Regions from separate parts of the Homo sapiens genome. Here region 1 is linked to region 2. The links are chromatin contacts, found by Hi-C or POLR2A ChIA-PET in ENCODE. All regions are on one chromosome and are shown on one strand. Each heading gives the region's core, a stretch centred on a gene start or an enhancer-like site at or near the end of the contact. The rest is flanking DNA. Distances are from core to core; before and after follow the strand shown.

Region 1 (3,232 bases), core at 675-3,174, 4.0 Mb after region 2:
ACCATTAGGGGACTTACCCAAAGTCTCGCCATTAGTAATTAGCAGAAGTAGGACAAAAACAAAAGTCTGAACCTGATCCAAAGCTGTTTCCACTGGTATTTCACACATTCCGTGTGGGCTGAAATTAGCAGGCTATTTTCAATTTCATTAGCAAAGTAATTTTAAGAACTTTCCCATCAGACATGTCATAAAATATAGGATTAAGACCTACATAGGTATATTTGATTTCATGCCTCTGGACAATTGTTCACAAAATTTTATTATTATTCATACTTGTATAAAAAAACTTTGCACCACACAGATCTAATATAAGAATATTAATTTATACACCTTACATGTGTACAGCTATGCTAATACATTAGGATACATACAGCATATGTAAAAATAGAATTTTGTTCTTTCTTTCCAATGAATCATCTTACACTTAAAGGTAAATGCCCTCCACTTTGGGGACCACCACTAAATTAACATTCTACCTAAAAACTTTACATATATTAAAAAAAACCAGATTTACATGCAACAGAATTTGATAACTAAGACAGTGAAAAAATATTAATACAGAAATTTACCCAAAGTAAAGGTAGGCAGCTGCACTTGAAAAATGGCTAGATTTCCATGTTTGGGCAAATAAAATGGAAAGCCATATTGGAAAAATGGTCTGACAGTTCCTCAAATACTAAATATACAGTTACCATTTAATCTAATAATTCTACTCCTGGATATATATACCCAAGAGAAATGAGAACACACATTCACACAAAAACTTGTGCCCGAATATTTCTAGCAGCACTATTCATAATAGCCAAAAAGTGGAAACAAATGAAATGACCATCAATTGATGAATTAACAAAGTGTGCTATATCCGTACAATGAAATGTTATTCAACCATCATTAGAAATGAAGTACTAATTTATGCTCTGACATGGATGAGCACTGAAATGACTATGCTAAGTGAAAAAAGCCAGAAACAAAAGACATTTCATATATATATATATATAAAATGTCCAGAATAGGCAAATCCATTGAAATAGAAAGGAGATTCGTGGTTGCTTAGGGTGGTGGGATGGGAACAGCTAAAGGGTACCAGGTTTCTTTTTGAGGTGATGAAAATGTTATAAAATCAACTGTGGTAATGATGGCATATATTTGTGAATACACTGAAAATCACTGACTTGTACACTTTTTTTCCTTTTCTTTTTTCGGTTTTCGAGACGGAGTTTCGCTCTTGTTGCCCAGGCTGGAGCGTAATGGTGCGATCTCGGCTCACTGCAACCTCTGCCTCCTGGGTTCAAGTGATTCTTCTGCCTCAGCCTCCAGAGTAGCTGGGATTACAGGCATGCGCCACCACGCCCGGCAATTTTTGTATTTTTAGTAGAGACAGGGTTTCTCCATGTTTGTCAGGCTGGTCTCGAACTCCTGACCTCAGGTGATCTGCCCGCCTCGGCCTCTGTTGCTCAGGCTAGAGTGCAGTGGCATGATCATGGCTCACTGCAGCCTTGACCTCCCGGGCTCTAGTGATCCTATTGTCTCAGCCTTTAGAGCAGCTAGGACCACAGGTGTGCCACCATATCTGGCCAATTTTTTATTTTTGTAGAGGAAAGACCTCACTATGTTGCTCAGGTTGGTCTCAAACTCCTGGCCTCAAGCAATCCTCCCAGTTCAGCCTCCCAAAGTGCTGGGATTATAGGCAAGAGCCACCATGCCTGGCTAGACTTGTACACTTTAAATCAGTGAAGCATTTGGCATGTAAATTCTATCTCAATCTCAGTAACAGTATTTTTTAAAAAATAAGAATAGGAAATGCTCATCTCCCTTCAAAAAGATCTAGAACTAAAGGGAGCTGTATTTCATGGGCTACAGGGATCAAAAGAGCACAAGCTACACACCAGGCTGTGAACAAAAATACTGAAAGGATAGGAGAAAGTTAAAAGGAGAAGTAGAGAGTAGATACGGGAAATACTGAATAAATGTGTCAAAAATAGGTAAGGAGAAGAAAGAGGAAGTAAAAGTGAAATTGTCATGATAGAACTATCTAGAAAAGGAAAAGAAAAAAAAAAATCAAGGGCTGGTAAAGACAACAGATGACCACTAGCAATTGAGCACCTACTGTCAGACCCTACCCTAAGGAATCCAGACATCCAAGATTATCTTCTTTTTTGAGACAAAGTTTCGCTCTTGTCACCGAGGCTGGAGTGCAGTGGCATGATCTCAGTTCACTGCAACCTCTGCCTCCCAGGTTCAGGCGATTCTCCTTGCCTTAACCTCCCAAGTAGCTGGGATTACAGGCGCCCACCACCATGCCCGGCTAATTTTTTTTGTATTTTTAGTAGAGACTGGGTTTCGCTATGTTGGCCAGGCTAGTCTCGATCTCCTGACCTAGTGATCCACCCGCCTCAGCCTCCCAAAGTGCTGGGATTACAGGCATGAGCCACCGCGCCTGGCCTATCCATGCTTATCTTTCAACCAGTGCTGCAAGAAGGCTCTAAGGCCAAGATTTACAGATGATAAACAAGGTAAAAAAAGTTAAGTATTGTGGTTATGTTTTAAGTGCCTATTTTTTAGAAATATATATACAGAAGTATTTAGAAATAACTGATAGAATGTCAGTGGGGACGATAAATAGAAATAATTGGTAGAATTTCTTAAATTTGCTTTAAAATAATGCCAGTGGGCAACATGGATGAAGCACAACTGGCCATGTTGATAACTGCCGAAGCTGGGAGAAGGGAGAAGGTTGTTCATTGTACTATTCTATGTTTAAGTTTGAAATTTTCCATTAAAAAATTCCCGTTTAAGTTTTCTAAAAACCTTCAATTTGCTACATCTGTCCAGGAGTCCCTAGGTTGCCTATCTGACCTCCTTATCTGCTACCTGGACACCTCTATGCCCCTCTACCCATACTCTCTTGTGGATCTTTATTCAAATGAAGACCTTACCCATCACCTTCAAACTGAGACCTTTCCCATCACCTATGACAAAACCACATCTCTACAGATAACCACTCTCTCCATGTACTGCCCCATAGCCTTCTCTACAGCATTCATCTTCTGACACCTTCCTCCTCATCAATTCATAACTAATGCTTATATGACATTTACTTTGTGCCTGGCACAGTTCCAAATTTTCTACACACACACACACATCATTTCCTTATGCCTTGATTAGGTCAGAATCCTTCATGGTGCTTCAGATTATTAGCAACCTAGCCCAGCCCCCAACAAAAATGAACTCT
Region 2 (3,116 bases), core at 212-2,711:
GGGGTAACTTAAGCTAGATATGTGATTAAATTCTGGCCAATGGGATGTGAGTTGCAACTTCTTGCTAATACCCTTTAAAAAGAAACTGATTGCTCTGTACTCTCTTTTACCCTTCCTTTGGGGCAGAATAAAGAGGAGGTGCTGCAGATAAGAGCAACATTCTAGGGAATGTTGCTAGGGCAACAAGTGGAAACACTTGGAAAAGTGTATTTGGCTCTATAGAAATTAGATTTAATTTTTTTTAAAAACAGAAGATGATCCTGGGTCCCTGGAGGACCTCATGGAGCAGAGTCAGCTTCTTGGCCTTGCCTTACCCACAACCTATGTGCTCCTCTGTTAAAAGGAAATATTTTTCCATTCTGCTTGAGGCACTGTGTTTTGTGTAACTTTGCTACAGCAACTTGGGCTATGCCCTAATACTAGATGTGTTCTAAATTTTCCACACTTGCTGTTTTCCCATTGGATGAAGGGCTTGTGAGACACAGCATATGTTAAAAAAAAAAAAAAGACTTCTCTATTACTCTTTTTCAAGGTGGCAGACAAAGTTCAAATTCACATTATAGGCTCTTTTAGTATATTACATGTCCTCAGCACTGGTACTTGGTTCCCTCCCTCCCTCCCTTCCTTCCCTCCTTCCTTTTTTCCTTCCTTCCCCTCCTTCCTTCCTCCCCCCACCCCCTTTGTCTTTCTTTCTTGAGACAGGGTCTAGCTCTGTTGCCCAGGCTGGAATACAGTACGTCCCATCCTTGCTCACTGCAGCCTCGAACATCTGTGCTCAATGAATCCTCCTGCCTTAGTCTCCTGAGTAGCTAGGACTGTAGGAGCATGCCACCATGCCAAGCTAATTTTCTATTTTTGTAGAAATTGGGTCTTACTATGTTGCCCAAGCCGGTTTTGAACTCCCTGCTCTTGACCTCCCAAAGAGTTGGGATTACACACGTGAGTCACTGTGCCTAGCCAGTACTCAATTTCATTTTGAAAGTTGTATTTCTGTTTTATTTTTGTTAAATGGAATTAAAATGTCTGTGCAGTGTCTATCATAACCTAGTACAAAAGCAATAAAACTATTGTAAGCACTAAGCAATGTGGTCATTATTGACTTCTTTTTCTAGCAAAGGAAAGAGATAGGAAAATGGCTTTTGCATGGGGAATTTAATGTGTCACAGAAAATGATATAGAAGATAATGTAAATTGTGATGATGTGAACGCGGAGTAGTTTGTGTCGAGCATGATGGCCAATGGCAGCTAACTATGCCCTTCTGGAAACAGATGCACCCCTTTGCGTATATCAAATCTCCAAGCTGCACTGCACCAAAAGAACCCTGGGCACCATGTTACTTAGCTGGAAGGAAATGGGGAAGCTGTGGGAACCCCTATAAAACTCCCTCTGACATATTTAGCCTGTGGCTTGTGGGTATTCACTCAAACTCCAGGAGTGTGGGTTACCTTTAGTCAAATCTGAAGGAGTTTTGCATCTGTCACCCAATGCAGAGCTGAAGGAGAGGGAGCAGGTGTGAAATACAACCCAGACTTCCTTTTTAGTCCCAGTGGGGGTACATTTTTGTCTCACTGTTACCCTTGGTAACTCTGGGATGGTAAATAGTGAGATGAGTAATTCAGAAAGTGGAAACGGAAAGTGTTACTATATCTGCTACGAAGCTTTGCATCAGAAAAGTACTTCCTTTGCTTCTAAAGAGACTTGAAGAGTTTTGGGCTTCTTCTTCTTCTCTCTAGGTAGCTTTTTATTATCTCATGTTATAGTTACTTACATAAACGTATTGCTGGGAATTCTAGTAGCACAGGGATTATAGGAGTTTCCTGTGATTTAACTAAATCACTGGTGTCTTCAATACCATGTCCATGCTTCCCCCACAAACATCAGAGAAAATGACTTCTTGGCATGGGAAGTTTATGAGTCCAGAAATAATCTATATTTAGTATTTTTGGCATGGAGCCCTCCATAATCTGGCTCCAGGCTGCCTTATTCCTAGGCTCTGCCTCTTCCCTCCGTGTGATATCATATCAGATGGCAGAGGCAATGGAACCATCAGACTAGATTGTGGTTTTGGGCCACAAAGCATGACCCATCAGTCTTTCAGATTCTTAGTAGATGGGATGACCCCATGAGCTTTACCACCATAATTTTATTTTTACACCCATGAAAGTCATGGGCACTAGTTGGTGAGATCCAGAGGCCAATCCTGAGGTCCTGAGATGGTTCTCCAGGAGGGAGGTGCGTAGGAAGTGAGAGGTCACACTGTCTTCTCACACTAACCTCAGCCTCAGGGTGTGAGGCCAGCTTCAGAGGGGAGACCACAGTTCTGGGGCCCAGCCGTTTCAGCCACTGCCTTCTTGCCTTCTTTACTAAGGTCGTTAACAAGCATACTCATTAGTGGCAATTTCCCTGGTGGTTTTTGTGATGTGGGATTTGTTTGCTATGAAATGGCTGAATCCGCAAATCATTTAAAATAGTCAATCCTACTGGAGATAGAAATAACTCCTTGCCTGTGTTGATCCTAGCTAGTGACCAGTGTCCAGGAGGTGAAATCTTGGGAAGAGAGGCCTGGGCTTCTGACTCAGCAGAAACCACCGTCTTGACATTTTTAGTCTTTTCTTTGGTCTTGTCCTACTATAGAGACTTCTTTCTACAGGCCAGATTTGACAAAATAGCCCTACCAAATCATAATCAGAGGTGCACCAGCCACCCTCCCCCAATAAATTTGGCCTTATTTCTTGTTACCCTGATGATGCTCAGGATTCATAATACATATCTCTAAGGAATCTCCAGATTTGTATAATACTTGAAACAGAATATCCAAGAAGAGGAGAAAAAGAAATGGCTACAATAGATCAGTCCTCCACCAGGAGTGGCTTGAATCTCAGGGGAGGTTTGACAATGTCTGGAGACATTTTTGGTTTTCACAACAATGGGAAGGGGGTTTGTACCACTGGTGTCTAGTGGGAGGTCCCAGGAAGCTGCTAAATGTCTTACAACATGCAGGACAGTCCTCTACAACAAAGAACTATTCAGTCCAAAATGTCAATAAGGCTGAAACCCTGAAATAGAGGAAGACAAAGAGGTCTTCATATATCCTGCAGTTTAAGAAATGGGTTTT

The links. Hi-C counts contacts between places; a loop is a spot of excess contacts on that map. ChIA-PET counts read pairs that join two places held with the same protein, here RNA polymerase II (POLR2A). Pooled maps may share reads with other maps.
Region 1: a loop to region 2 is called in a pooled map, with 7 times the contacts of the local background. The contact joins two enhancer-like sites. A Hi-C loop is called at or near these places in 1 of 37 single-sample maps with no recorded cell type and 1 of 50 pooled maps. POLR2A ChIA-PET finds 5 or more read pairs at or near these places in 1 of 52 experiments (T-cell).

The regions. Positions count from the first base shown.
Region 1 is chr13:46,380,392-46,383,623 of GRCh38, forward strand. The region is part of intron 1 of RUBCNL (rubicon like autophagy enhancer); the gene reads right to left. Among named protein-coding and RNA genes, the nearest start is that of RUBCNL, 5.2 kb to the right of the region's middle. RefSeq lists an enhancer at 2,037-2,086. Within about 2 kb of position 1,925, at least 4 of the 41 ENCODE cell types and tissues checked have a DNase peak (open chromatin) inside an H3K27ac peak, as active enhancers do.
Region 2 is chr13:42,376,355-42,379,470 of GRCh38, forward strand. No RefSeq gene overlaps it. Among named protein-coding and RNA genes, the nearest start is that of LINC02341, 47 kb to the right of the region's middle. RefSeq lists an enhancer at 1,655-1,734. Within about 2 kb of position 1,462, at least 5 of the 41 ENCODE cell types and tissues checked have a DNase peak (open chromatin) inside an H3K27ac peak, as active enhancers do.